Regions from separate parts of the Homo sapiens genome. Here regions 1, 2, 4 and 5 are each linked to region 3. The links are chromatin contacts, found by Hi-C or POLR2A ChIA-PET in ENCODE. All regions are on one chromosome and are shown on one strand. The core of a region is the stretch at or near the end of the contact, and the rest is flanking DNA. Distances in the headings are between cores, read along the strand shown. Region 1 overlaps LINC02936 (long intergenic non-protein coding RNA 2936). Region 2 holds the start of TSN (translin). Region 3 holds the start of DDX18 (DEAD-box helicase 18). Region 4 holds the start of SLC35F5 (solute carrier family 35 member F5). Region 5 holds the start of CLASP1 (cytoplasmic linker associated protein 1).

Evidence for each region. Hi-C counts contacts between places; a loop is a spot of excess contacts on that map. ChIA-PET counts read pairs that join two places held with the same protein, here RNA polymerase II (POLR2A). Pooled maps may share reads with other maps.
Region 1: a loop to region 3 is called in a pooled map, with 7 times the contacts of the local background. The contact joins the enhancer-like site here to the promoter of DDX18 in region 3. A Hi-C loop is called at or near these places in 2 of 37 single-sample maps with no recorded cell type and 7 of 50 pooled maps.
Region 2: a loop to region 3 is called in a map of B cell, with 11 times the contacts of the local background. The contact joins the promoter of TSN here to the promoter of DDX18 in region 3. A Hi-C loop is called at or near these places in 3 of 168 maps with a recorded cell type or tissue (B cell, CD4-positive, alpha-beta T cell and naive thymus-derived CD4-positive, alpha-beta T cell) and 12 of 50 pooled maps.
Region 4: a loop to region 3 is called in a map of endothelial cell of umbilical vein, with 16 times the contacts of the local background. The contact joins the promoter of SLC35F5 here to the promoter of DDX18 in region 3. A Hi-C loop is called at or near these places in 2 of 168 maps with a recorded cell type or tissue (B cell and endothelial cell of umbilical vein), 4 of 37 single-sample maps with no recorded cell type and 13 of 50 pooled maps. POLR2A ChIA-PET finds 5 or more read pairs at or near these places in 1 of 52 experiments (CD4-positive, alpha-beta T cell).
Region 5: a loop to region 3 is called in a map of CD8-positive, alpha-beta T cell, with 8 times the contacts of the local background. The contact joins the promoter of CLASP1 here to the promoter of DDX18 in region 3. A Hi-C loop is called at or near these places in 2 of 168 maps with a recorded cell type or tissue (CD4-positive, alpha-beta T cell and CD8-positive, alpha-beta T cell), 1 of 37 single-sample maps with no recorded cell type and 11 of 50 pooled maps. POLR2A ChIA-PET finds 5 or more read pairs at or near these places in 1 of 52 experiments (CD4-positive, alpha-beta memory T cell).

Annotation. Positions count from the first base shown.
Region 1 is chr2:113,692,327-113,695,026 of GRCh38, reverse strand. All of the region lies in intron 1 of LINC02936 (long intergenic non-protein coding RNA 2936), which reads left to right. Among named protein-coding and RNA genes, the nearest start is that of LINC02936, 10 kb to the left of the region's middle. RefSeq lists enhancers at 927-1,056, 1,497-1,586. Within about 2 kb of position 1,311, at least 5 of the 41 ENCODE cell types and tissues checked have a DNase peak (open chromatin) inside an H3K27ac peak, as active enhancers do.
Region 2 is chr2:121,754,320-121,757,019 of GRCh38, reverse strand. TSN (translin) reads right to left here and starts at 1,369. Exons shown (of 6, transcript NM_004622.3): 1 at 1,175-1,369. The coding sequence starts at 1,240. RefSeq lists an enhancer at 1,315-1,504.
Region 3 is chr2:117,813,316-117,816,015 of GRCh38, reverse strand. DDX18 (DEAD-box helicase 18) reads right to left here and starts at 1,325. Exons shown (of 14, transcript NM_006773.4): 1 at 1,154-1,325. The coding sequence starts at 1,238. RefSeq lists enhancers at 468-1,003, 1,079-1,128, 1,149-1,198, 1,329-1,458, 1,004-1,541 and 1 more.
Region 4 is chr2:113,755,375-113,758,074 of GRCh38, reverse strand. SLC35F5 (solute carrier family 35 member F5) reads left to right here and starts at 1,433. Exons shown (of 16, transcript NM_025181.5): 1 at 1,433-1,705; 2 at 2,531-2,621. The coding sequence starts at 1,666. RefSeq lists enhancers at 658-707, 888-1,067 and a silencer at 1,278-1,507.
Region 5 is chr2:121,648,131-121,650,830 of GRCh38, reverse strand. It overlaps CLASP1 (cytoplasmic linker associated protein 1), which reads left to right and starts at 1,369. Exons shown (of 41, transcript NM_001395891.1): 1 at 1,369-1,459. NIFK-AS1 (NIFK antisense RNA 1) reads right to left here and starts at 1,177. Exons shown (of 4, transcript NR_037857.1): 1 at 450-1,177; 2 at 149-363. RefSeq lists enhancers at 859-1,128, 1,160-1,786, 1,787-2,415.

The sequences.
Region 1 (2,700 bases), core at 62-2,561, 4.1 Mb after region 3:
TGCACATGTCTTATGTACAAGTAAAGAAGCTCTGCAAATTTTAAGACACCAAGGATGGGGCATTCCCACAGCGAGGCAGGCGCTGGGTGCAGGAGGTAAGTGAGGGAGTGTTGTTCCAGTCCAGATTTGATTCACTATTTCTGAAAACATGGAAATGCATTACCAAACAATTGGACAAATATACGTTAAAATTTAAAAAGAACCTTCTGCAGAAAAGAAAGGAGCAATGGGGATAAAACAGCCACACGGTCATGGGTGTTGCACGTATAATATTTTGTTCCAGTTGAAGCTCTGTGTTTTCTTAGCCAGTTTTCTCATGACTACTGATGTACTAAGTACAATCACACCGGAGCTGGCCGACGTTAGACTGTGGGCTGTGGCCACGGATGTCAAATAACAGCCCTGGCCTCGTCCACACAGTAAAGAGCAGACCTCACACGGGATGGTTTACCATCAAGGGGTCCAGACAGAAAGGCTGTTCTAGAACCCCTCTCACTTAAAGAGCACAAATCCGAATGAATACATTGTTTTATTGTTTTACCAGTAAGGTTCTTGACACTGATGACTTACCTTCCTATCCCCAGGAAACAGATGGTAAGTGTCCTTGAGGAGAATATCCCTTCACAGCAAATTCACATCTTTCCTTCAGCCTAGAGAGATCAGACAGAGATGAAGACCTCACCACTAAAGACCCACTCTCCTAGCTGTTTTGGAGAGGTCGCTCTTGTCTTTATAAACTTCTGAAGTTGTCTCTTGGCATATTTCCCTCCCCTCAAATCCTTATAAAAACAGGTGTGGCTAAAGCCTGTCTTTGCTGAAAGAACACTCTCTTCCTTAATAGAAAATTCTCTATTGAAAACTTATTTTCCCTGGCTGGGCTCAGTGGCTCACGCCTGTAATCTCATCACTTTGACAGGCCAAGGCGGGTGGATCACACAGTCAGGAGATCAAGACCAGCCTGGCCAACGTGGTGAAATCCTGTCTCTACTAAAAATACACAAATTAGCTGGGTGTGGTGGTGCATGCCTGTAATCCCAGCTACTTGGGAGGCTGAGGCAGGAGAATAGCTTGAACCAGGGAGTTGGAGGTTGCGGTGAGCCGAGATCGTGCCACTGCACTCCAGCCTGGCGACAAAGTGAGACTCCATCTCAAAAAAAAAAAAAAAAAAAGAAGAAAAGAAAGAAAGTCGTTTCCCTTTCTGGCTTCTGTGGTTAGCGGTGCAACAGTAGCAAAACTGGTCTCAGACATGTGAGTGGGAGGCAGGAAATCTGCAAAGTGACAATGGTCACCATGTGTACTCTTCACCCTTTCTGTGTGCTAGACCAGAGGCCCATGCTGGCATGCCATTCTGACATGCACTGTGAGGGAGCTGACATTCTCAGAACAAATGCCGCATGCGTGGAAGATGGAGGAGCCCCGTGCCAAATTCCTTCTGTTTTTATCCTCCTTCCAGTAGGAGCCCCAGATATCAACTCCACAAATTTGAAACTGTGCCAGACCAGAGTGTGTAGAGAAGTGTTTGGGGAACTGTGGGAGGGGGAGAAGATAATATTGGTATAATAAAATCAAATTCGGGGCTGGGCATAGTAGCTCACGCCTGTAATCCCAGCATTTTGGAAGGCCAAGGTGGGTGGATCACTTGAGGTCAGGGGTTCAAGACCAGCCTGACCAACATGGTGAAACCCTGTCTCTACAAAAAAATACAAAAATTAGCCAGGCGTAGTGGTGCCTACCTCTAGTCCCAGCTACTCTGGAGGCTAAGGTAGGAGAATGGCTTGAACCCAGGAGGTGGAGGTTGCAGTGAGCTGAGGTCATGCCACTGCACTCCAGCCTAGGTGACAGAGTGAAACCCTGTCTCAACAAACAAACACACACACAAAAAAAAAAGAAAAGAAAAAAGAAAAAATCAAACTTGAAAAAGAACTCCATTAAAAAGAAAAAAACTGATTTCATAACTATAATAAAAATACGCTATAAATATAGTAAAATGCCATGGAGTCTGTGTCTAACTCTGAAGAAAAAAAATTGTCATCTAAAAGACAGATTCTGGAACCAAACACCAGAAAAGTTCTCAAGAAATGAATGGCTTCTTTAGAAGACAAAGAATGAGTAAGTTCAGTTGTAACCAGAAGTGAAAGCAAAGTCATCTACAGCTATGCTTGGAGATGTTGGTCTTTTCATAGCATGGTCTTTTTGTGGCATGCAGCAGTGAGGGCAAAGAAACCACTAGGGAACTTTGAAGCCTTGGTTCGCTGCTGCTAGGGATTCCATTGTACAGATCTACTATGCACCAGTTAATGGATAGTTTACTTTATCTATGCACCAGTTAATGGATATTTGAATTATTTTCAGTTTTTACTTATTATGAATAATGTGGCTTCAAACACCCCCATGTACGCTTTTAGGTAGACATAAACCTTCAATTCTCTTCATAGATACTTAGGAGTGAAATTGATGGATCGTTTGTTAAGTACAGGTTTAACTTTTTAACACACTTTCAAACTATTTTCCAAATGACTATGTCATTTTAAAATCTTACCAACACATACTTGTCAATACTTGGTATTGTCAATCTCTTAATTATAGGCATTTTAGTGGGTATGAACTGAATGTACGTTATTCTGGTTTTAGTTGCATTTCCCTAATGATTAATTATTTGGAACATTTTTCATGTGTTAGCCATTTATATATCTTCTTAGG
Region 2 (2,700 bases), core at 120-2,619, 3.9 Mb before region 3:
TTGGGACATTATAATGGATGACGTGTGTGAACGCAACTTGCAAAATGAAGAGTTAAATGCAACACAAGAGTCGGGTATTTCTAATTCTTTTTTCTTTTTTTTTTTTTTTTTGAGACGGAGTCTCGCTCTGTCACCCAGGCTGGAGTGCAGTGGCGCGATCTCAGCTCACCGCAACCTCCGCCTCCCGGGTTCACGCCATTCTCCTGCTTCAGCCTCCCGAGTAGCTGGGATTACAGGTGTGCGCAACCATGCCCAGTTAATGTTCTTTTATATTTTTAGTAGAGACAGGGTTTCCCCATGTTGGCCAGGCTGGTCTCAAACTCCTTACCTCAGGTGATCTGGCCGCCTCGGCCTCCCAAAATGCTGGAATTACAGGCATGAGGCGCCGCTCCCCGCCTCTAATTCATTTTTAAAATATTCACTGAGCATACTTATGTGCGAGGCACTGTGTAAATACCGGGGAACCAAGCACACAATCCCTTCCCTCTGGCGGTTTAACATACAATGAGGGAGAAGATTTTTTTAAAATAATCAATATTACACACATTAAAAAAAGTTAATGTGCTACTAGAAAACATAACAGGAAATAGATCGCTTAGACTGTGACGCCAATGAGATAAATACGAGACAATCAGGAAAAGAACGGGAAAGAAGCAAATTCCAGGAAAAGCAAACAGGCAGGAAGCTATTTGGGGCACTAGAAGAGGTAAAGTGAACATCATACACAAAGACAGAGAGCATAAACGAGATTGAAGAGAAACCATGTGAGCCACAGTAGAGTCTGATTTTTTATCCTGTGTGGCATAGGAAATCACAGGAGAGTTTTAAGCAGATCACATGTGCTTTTAAGACACCAACAAAAATACACGAAACGCTCATTCGCTGAAGACCAGGTGCTAATCGAGCCTTCGATATAAACAAGTGCTGAAAAGAAGGAAAACTGACACAAACGAGGCAAGTGATGCTGAGAAGCTGAGACTCGAACACGGGGAATCAGGACAGAGCAGCAAAATTTTGGGCGGGGGCGGGGAGTGCCTAACCTAAAGCTAGAGGGGAAGCAACCCACCCTCGGAGGCGTCCCCACCGCCCGAGACTGAGCGACAGAGGAGGGCCGGGCGAAGTGGCCCAACTAGGCATGGAAAGGCAAAGGGAATGGGGAAGGGAGGGGGCTCGCCTCTCGGATGTCCTGCTCGGCAGCCAAAAAGCCCTGCAGCTCCACGAAGATCTCGCTCACAGACATGGCGCCGGCTGCACAACAATCAGCCAGTGTAGCAAGGGCGGCCAAGGAAGTGGACGCCGCAGGCAACCAGCGCAATCAATCGCAACGGCCGCCGCTACCGCCGCGTCCCCCCGGTCTTACGCCACGACCGTCGCTAGGGTCCTCCGAGGCTCGCGGCGCGCCGGAGGACGGGCTGTCCGCCGCGCTGCCTGAGGCGCCGTCCGCTGCGTTCGGAACCGAGGCGCGCGTCCAAAGGGCAGAGGAGAGGGAGAGTGGGCGGGGCCTCAGTCTGAGGCCTTCAGACAGGCATCGCCAGAAACAACCTGCGAAGGCGGCCCTCGGAGCACGTGGGCCTGAGGGAGGGCGGGGACGGGCGTGTAGGTGGTGCGGGCAAGTGGGGCTGGTTAGCTTATATGTGTGTATTTATTTCATACACAACAACAGTTGGAGGGAAATATTTGACAACGAAAGAGTATGCACAAAAAACAGGTGCAGAAGAATGTAGAGAGAGTTCAGCCTTCGTGAGAGAGTAGGGGGCCAGTGCATTTCCAAAAAAAAGGAAAATAAAAGTAACGTATGTAGGACTGTGAGTAGGGAATGGATTGGGAGCGAAAATTTTCTGTGTAGATCTTTTAATGTCTTCTCTGTATGGCTGTATTACCTATTTTTAAATTAAACGGCTTTTTTAAGCGTGTGCGGTGGGATGTTTCTCTTTCCACTCACACCTTGTCCTAATTCCCCTTCCATGCCCTATAACGGTTTCCCCTTTCATGCCCTATAACGGTTTCCCCTTTGTTCTTGAAGAGTTATTTCATACACACATACTGTGTGTGTGTTCTTGAACAGTTATTCCATACACAAATACAGTGTGTGTGTGTGTTGCACTCGCCAGATGAATTGGAATGATTCTTATCAACTAAATGATAATTTATTGCTTGCTTTGTTTCTGACATTATTCTAAACTCTTTACATGAAGGATCATATTTAATTCTCATTATATGAGAATAATTTCATGTCCATGAAGAAGACAGTAAGACCACTAGCACCTACATTTTTAAAAAACTATCGGCCGGGCGCAGTGGCTCACACCTGTAATCCCAACACTTTGGGAGGCCAAGGCGGGCAGATCACAAAGTCAGGAGTTCGAGACCAGCCTGACCAACATGGTGAAACTCCGTCTCTACTAAAGATACAAAAACTAGCCGGGCGTGGTGGCGCGCGCCTGTAATCCCGGCAACTCGGGAGACTGAGGCAGAAGAATCGCTTGAACCCGGGAGGCACAGGTTGCAGTTAGCCGAGATCACACCACTGCACTATAGCCTGGGCAACAGACTCCGTCTCAAAAAAAATAAAAAACCCTTTCTTATCTCGTGTTTGTTCTCCCAAAACCCATTCGTCTGTCCTAAAGAATCCTATTTGTTCTCATACAAACTTTCGTCACCTCTCCGTTTTACCTAGAGTTAGGCACACAAGCCACTAAC
Region 3 (2,700 bases), core at 76-2,575:
TACACTTACCATTGTGTTACAATTCTCTGAGTATAGTACAGTAACATGCTGTACAGGATGACAGCTTACGAGCAACAGGCTATATCATGTAGCCTGGGTGTGTAGTAGATTTAGGTTTGTGTAACTAGATAAAGTTCGCAAAACGACAAAAGCCCCTAATGACACATTTCTCACAATGTATCCCCCCTCCTGTTATGCGATGCATGACTGTACCTGAGAATGTCCTTACCAAAGGTTCCCTGTTTGTTTACTGAAAAAGATAAAACACCATCTTTTGTTCAAATTTACTTACATATGCGCTGAAAAGTAGTAATGCTGTAGTATTATTCTATAGGAATTAGAAATACAAGAGTATTTCAAAACATATTCCTAAAATTCACAAACCTATTGCCTCCTGCAGAATTTTTTTTCAATTAATGTCTGTTGAAAACCAACTGGGGCAAGGCACTGTGCCTCCAAACTTTCCCTCGGGGAGTTTGTATCTTAACCTGGACAACAGGTTAACACAATTACTTCAAGATCTGTGGCCCCACTGTCAGGACACTGGGACTGCAAATGAGGTAGGTAAGAAAGGTGACATTCAGATAAAATCCTTTTCATTTAGGTCACTGTGCGGGACACAAATACGTAGAAGCTCTGGTGAGAAAGTGCTACGAGAACGTGTGGAAGTGGGTAGAGGAAGGCAATAGTATCAAAGAAGCTCTGTGGAAACAGCCAGACGGGCTTTTGGGGAAAGAAATACGGGAATTAAATAGATGTGAAAAGTGGGTGGAAATGAGACGTTTCATGCAGCATAACCGGAAATGAGGGATGAGGTGAGGTGCGACTTGCAGGTGGTGAGGGAACCAAAAGCTAAGGTGGAAATGCAAAAGGCAGGGTTAGTCGTAAGCCTAGAAGTGAACGGGGAGTCCTCCCGCTCTAACGTTGTAAGAAGACACTGATTGCTCAGAAAGGTCAGGAGCAGCGCTGGAGCCACGCGACGAGTGGGCAGCAGCGCGGGTCCCGAGTGGAAGCTGCCTTTTCACTCTCCCCAATCACACACGCTGCAGGGGAAGCTGCCTCCGTCACACAGAGCAGCTGGGCCCCCGGCCGCCCGAACGCGCCAGGGCTCGCGCGTGGGTCTTCTGAGCCACCGCGAGTCAACGCATCTCACCCTGAAACTTTAGGTTCCGCTGCCGCAATTTGAGGTTCCGCTTCTCGATCTTCTTACGCAGGAGTTTCATCGGCAGGTGTGACATTCTGCCCAACAAGTGCCTAGAATAAGGCGCCACACAGTACAGCTACTCAGTTCTCAGGCTGACGTTACTTCCCTTCCGGCCGCACGTGCGCAGCTCGGCCAACAGGAAACGCGTCACAGGAACGCTGGCACCCGGCGGAACGAAAATGCTCCAGAGCGGAAATGCTTCCAGACGCGCGCACCGTGATATCTTTGGCGACCAAAATCTTTGCAGCGCCCCCTGGAGAAGTGGAAGCGAGACGCTGCACTGGCTTCACACTGTGCTAAAGCTAACTTGAGCTCCCCCTAGAGGAAGACTGAAGAAAGAACGTGGAGGGGAAGGAGGCCTTAGGGAGTCCGCATTTTTATGTTCCTATCCTCTGTGGGTGCAGAACTAGAGTTGGCCCTCCCTGTACCTGAATTCCCTGTCTGTGGATTCAACCAACTCCCCCATTGAAAACATTAAAAAAAAAACAATTAAAAATAATACAGTGTGATAACTACTTTCATAGCATTTAGGTTGTATAAGGTATTATAAGTCATTTAGAAATGATTTAAAGTATACAGGATGTTGTGTGTAAAATAAATGCAAATATTACACTATTGTATATAAGGGTTTTGAGTATCCTAAGATATTGGTACCCATAGAGGGTCCTGGACTCAATCCCTTGTGGATACTGAGGGACAACTGTATTTGGGAAACTGAATAGAACTAAATTATATATATGCATTTCCAAACTTGTTTGGCCACTCTCCTCAGAAATACAATTTCTGTGTCACTTGGTACACATACACACATAAATATAACATTTCTCAAAATAATATTCTTGCTTTTCACTCTTTTTCCTTCAATTCCATTCATTCCATCCTAAATTATTCTTTTTAGCTTACTAAAAATACTGATTCCTATGAATTTAAATTAACTTTACTACATTAATAATAGGTTGACTGCAGTTTGAAAAAGAGGTTTATATATTCCTTAAGTATACCCAAGGACCCTTCAGCAGTCCAGGACAGAAATTGCAATGTGGCTAGCTAATAGTCATCTCTTTTTTGGGATGGGGAGGAAGACAGGGGTATGCATATAGTATTTAATTTTTAAAAAAATTGTTATCAACATTAAAATACTTGGAGATTTCCATAAAAATTCATATTTGTCTTTAAAAATTGGCCCAATGCCCTCAAATTCCCCTTAACAGTAATCAATTTGAGCTGAACAACTGGAAGAGTCCATGAAACCTGGATTAATTTGTTTACTTGGAGGGGCAGAACATGAGACCCTGGAGATTAGACCTGATCATAGTGAGGAACAGAGAGGGAGAAAACTTGGGAGGGAGTTTAAACAGAATGTGAAGGAATTGACTTCGAAATCACATTGGATTGGACTGGAAAACTAAGACAAACAAATAATAATGTGCTTAGATTAATTTGTTAATGATCAGGCAGGCTGAAGAATGATTCAGAAATGTAAGAGCGCACACACA
Region 4 (2,700 bases), core at 184-2,683, 4.1 Mb after region 3:
ACGGGGTTTCACCGTGTTAGCCAGGATGGTCTCCATCTCCTGACCTCGTGATCCACCTGCCTCGGCCTCCCAAAGTGCTGGGATTACAGGCATGAGCCACCGCGACCGGCCTGGTTGGTTTTTTTTTTTACTCTGCACAATAGGTTTCTGAATGACTTATTAGAGGTGTTTGATGCTGATAGTTTGAAACTGATTCGATCAATTAAAAAATGTTCATTGGTATTGTTTTATTAGTTGCTAGAATATGCATTCAACTTCACTGAAACGAGACTTAAAAGGTAAGAGGTACACTACATCGCGACTATAGGAGTAAGAAAATTTAATTTCTTCACGCCATCTGACCAAGATGTTAAATTACTGAACCCTTTAGTCTTGTTTTTGTTTTGTAGATAGAAATCAAGATGCTGGACAAACCTTTCTCATGGAATAGTCAAAATATTTAAGGAACAAATCTATACAGTTTAATAACTGCCAACATTTGGCAGGGCTCATGCCTGTAATTCCAGCACTTCGGGAGGTCGAGGCGGGCGGATCACTTAAGACTAGGAGTACGAGACCAGCCTGGCCAACATGGCGAAACCCTGTCTCTACTAAAAAATATAAAAATTAGCCGGGCATTGGTGGCTTGCGCCTGTAGTCCCGGCTACACTGGAAGCTGAGGCTGGAGAATCGCTTGAGCCCGGGAAGCAGAGGTTGCAGTGAGCTGTGATTGTGCCACTGCACTGCAGCCTGGGTGGCAGAGAAAGACCCTGTCTCAAAACAAACGAACGAACAAAAAATTGCTGACGTCTGTGAGGTTCTTATTATGTGCCATGAATTGATCTACGTCCTTCACATATGTAAACTCATGCAATCCTAGCATACACACAAAAAACCAATGTGGCAGGTACTATCATTATCGTAGACAAGGAAACCGAGGACCAGAGAAGTTGAAGTAGCTTGGCCTAGGATGTAGGTTGTAACTCCTAGAGCTGAGATCTTGTTTATATACAAAAGGTTTCAAGAATCAAAAGTACTCTAAGCCACTTTGCGTTTCGGCTGTCATCGAGAAAGGGATATCCGAAGTTTCAGGTTCGCAGTTTGTGAAACGGAACGGCCAGCTTTCGTTCTAAGGCGGGCGGAGGTTTAGCCACTCCCTCGTCCTTTGCTCTGCCCCAGACACCCACGCTCGCTTTCCTCTTCTTCCTCCACCTCGCCCTACTTCCCTTCTTCCTATCTTCTCTCTTCTTTCGCCTCGCCGCCGCGAGCCCTCGCTCGGCGACCAGAGCCTCGCATTACTTCCCCTAGCTCCGCCAAGCCTCGCTGCATACGCGACCGCGCGCAGTCCGCCGTCGCGCCCCTATGACGTCACCCGCGCGCCACCGCTTCCGGGCTGGGGACTGGGGGCGGGGCCGCGCGGAGGGCAAGCCGGGGGCGGGGCCGGGGCCAGAGCAGATCTCCGGGCCTCCGCGGCCATAGCTGACTGTGCCGTCCCTTCCCCTCACCCGCTCCACGCCCTCCTGGGCCGAGTGGAGTTGGGTGGTGTCGGGAGCCTCTCCCTGAGGGGCACCGCGTCTTCAGGAGCTGGGCCTCCAGTGCGGCGCGATGTCAGGCGCGGTGACAGCTCTGTGAGTCCGAGGCCGCGGCCGTGGCGCTGGGCGGCTGCGGGGCCTGACCGGTCCGCTCATGGTGCCGCCACGACGCCATCGCGGGGCAGGAAGGCCAGGTAGGCAGGCAGGGAAGGGCCCCGACATCACCGGAGCCCAAACCGGGACGGAGTGCCCACCAGCAGCACCACCTCCTGCCCTCGGTGGCAGCAGGAGCGCCTTGACCGAAACCGTGAAGGTCTCTAGGGGCGGAGGGAGCGGGAGCTGACAGGGGCGCCGGAGCCCTGCGCCCACCGCTGGCAATTGAGGAAGCCGTGCGTGCGCCCTCGCCTCGGCTCCCCGGGGAGGCGTCGCTGCCTTAACTGTCTTCCCCGCTCCAAAACAGAAGGATGATTTCTTTTCCCAGCTGTTTCTTTTAAAATGACTGGATGTTTTGATAGAGGTGGGTGGAGGAGCATGGAGAATCCTTTTCTTTTACCACTTGAAGAGATTGGAAAGGTGCCTTCAAGACCCACAGCAAATCACTTACTCTCCGATAACCAAATTCCACTCCAGCAGATCAGGGACAGAAAAGACACTTTTAGAAACAGTGTCTAGACGCTGTCCCCAGGGATGGATTCCTCTGGATGGAGAGGTGAATGGAGTTCCGTATTTGTGAAACTCAGAGAAGCTATTTTCTGGTAGTTAACTGTTCTTAAATGTGCCGTATGTTGTATATTACTCCCCCTCCCTGCCCGCCCCGTATCGCGTATCTCTCTAAGTATAATCTGAAGCGTGCAGTGGATACCATGAAAGTACTGAGAAAGGTGGCAAGTATGTTTAACACATTTTGGTCCTTTTCATTGATTTGCTTTGAGTTTGAAGATGAAGAGTAAAAAACGATGTGATGAATCTTACCTTGAGTTATTCACGTTTTCATAGCATAATTTCATGGTTGTTTTTAGGGGTGCTGAGTTCTTCACCTCCTTTTAGACTGAGATCTGCCAAGTTTTCCGGCATTGCTCTTGAGGATCTCAGAAGGGCTCTTAAGACAAGGTAGATTCCACGTTTATCCTCTATGTAACTTTCACACTGAACATTAGCTAACAAAAGTCAAATGTTTCTGTTATACTAA
Region 5 (2,700 bases), core at 120-2,619, 3.8 Mb before region 3:
CTAAGACCCTGAGGATCAGGGGGCATTATCTCATAGTTCTCCCGCACTTCTCTCCCATCCCAACACATACACTAGCAAGGAGCTCCGCACACAAGCTCCTCCAGTAAAAACAACGCACTGGGCAGTGCATCTCAACACATCAAATTACCGGCGTGCATAGGAGCCTGATGCGGCAAATCTGTGGGTCCTTCGGGATCCTTGAAGGCAGCCCTATAATTTGCATTTTTCTACGCTCCAAAACACTTTCCGGGCCAGATGCGGTGGCTCACTCCTGCTGTCCCAGCACTTTCGAAGACCCAAGACGGCGGATCACTTGAGGTCAGGAGTTTGAGACAAGGCTGGGAAACATGGTGAAACCCATCTCTACAAAAAAATACAAAAAGTAGTTGGGGGGGGGTGGTGCACGCCTGTAATTCCAGCTACTCGGGAGGCTAAGGCAGGAGGATCACCTGAGCCTGGGAAGTCGAGGCTGCAGTGAGCCGTGATCGCGCCACTGCACTCCATCCGGCCTGGGCGACGGCGGTGAGACCCTGTCTCAAAAAAATAAAAGCCACCACTTTCCCACTTATTATCCCAGGGAAACGCACGCGACGGAGGAGCGAAGGAGCGTTTATTTGTGGAGGCGCTCAAGTAAGAAACCCTGCTCGCTGGCCGACTCAAGGGTCTCCAAAGCCTTCTCTGGGCTGTCTCCCCTCCCCAAAAGGCAAAGAACCGTTAACAAGTTTACTTCCGGCACAAGCGTCCGCGCCTGCTCGGAAAAGGGAGCGTGGACACACAGCTCTGTTACGGGAAGTCGCAGGGCACAATTTCCTTCATTGCAGTCGCCCTCTGGGCGGACGCCCTAACCCAGAAGTGAAAGACCGTTTCCTTCGAGTATCAGACCCCCGACCAAAGGAAGTTCCACTTGGACGACTTTTACCCAGGGTTTCCCGATTCCTCTTTAGCTCTTCCTATCACGCTCCCTGCTTGCTGGTGCATTGTTGCTGTGGCCACTTAGTTCCGACCTTCCTTGTCTAACTCGAGTTTTGTCGCAACTTTCCAAGGGGCCTAACCACAACCTTTTCCGTAAAAAAAAACAAAAACAAAACCTTTACCCTACGGGTCCCCATCAGGGTCAACTAACGTTCTCCGTGAGGGGCAAAGCTCCCGGGGACTTTACGCCAGCGAAGCCTAACACGGCCAGGCCAGCGCCTGCGCGGGGCGTTACCATAGAGAGGCAGCCGCCTCTCTGGTCTCGGTTTACGCTCTCTATGGTGTACCCGGGTTGGTGGCGGTAAGAAGAAAAAGGGTGACCGCACTGCGCAGGCGCCCTCGGCGTCTCTCTCGCTCTCTCGGTCTTTTTTTTTTTTTTCTTTTTTTTTTTTTTTAATCCCCGCACCAAGCGCTTAACCTCATTGGGGTGGAGGAGAAGGCGGCGGCTCTCTGGTCCGCAGCGGCAACAGTAACGAAAAACAGGGCTGTAAGTACCCGGTCAGGGGGCGGAGGGTCAGACCCGAGCCCTCTCGCGGCCCTGGCCCCTCCCGCGCAGTGGCGGGCGCCGGGTCTGGGTGGGGGCGATGTCCAGCGCTGTCATCGGCTCTTGGGTGCACTTTGGGGGGATGGGGCGGCCCTGAGGTGGGAGCCTGGCGAGGAGCGGGATGCGAGGGTTGTTTATCCAACCAGTAGGTCGCTGAGCCCAGGCTGCTTTGCAGAGGGAGGGGATCGGCCCTGGGGTCAGTCGGGCTTTGTGTGCCCCTCTCTGTTTCCCTTTTCCAGACCCCACCCGGGCCCCCTTCCTAACCCGAGTCTCCCCTGCCGGGTGGGAGAAGCCAGCGAGCCCGGGGCGCGTTTGAAAGGAAGGGAGGGGGCGAGGGAGAGAAACCCACAACAACTAGTCATTGGCGAGTGATGGGTGTGAAGAAAGATCCAGAGAGAAGGGGTGCCGGGAGGCGGGCGGCCCGGGCTCCCGTCCTGGGCTCCCAACCGGGCCAGACAAAAGCTGCGCGAGCGGCGCCGAGCGGAGCGGCCGGCTTGATGGGATGCACAAGGTCCCCTTGGTTCCCGGGGCCTTCGAAGAGCTTCTTTCTGAAGCTGGGAAAGCGAACAAGTGCTGAGTTAAGCCTGTGCAGACTTCTCAACTTGCCTTTGTTGTTCTTTGGTATTGGCAGAGACGCTCTGACGAAGATGAGTGTGTGATCTTGCACGTTAGCCTGGCTAGGTACAATGGAGCTAATCGAATTTTGCTTTCCGTTTTCCGAGCTGCTGGGATGAGTATGGGGCTTTCCAGAGTTTAAATTATTACATAATATTTTTAAAATAGTTGTTTGCTTCTAAAATTAAAAAAAATTAATGTGGAGTCTGAAAGCACGCTGTGGTGAGTTTGCAGCTGAGTTTGCAGCTGGGTGAGTTTCTGTGTAGTGGGGTGCGTTCATTAAATACTGACCATTCGTAGAACCTGTGAGCTCTTTAAACATGATACTTTCATTTGTAGATGTGGCAATGAGAGCTTCAGATTCTCTAGTCCTTTGGGAGACCGTGATGCAGAAGAGTCAGAAGCGAGAAATAGTTTCATGCCGCCATGTACCTTGGACCCTATTTGGGTGCCACAGTCCGTTTTCAATTCTGGCATTAGAAATTGTTTTTATTACTACGATTATTTACGACGGTAACTGACCTCTCGATATGAGGGATCCTGGATATTGGCTCCGTTTGCTCATCAAG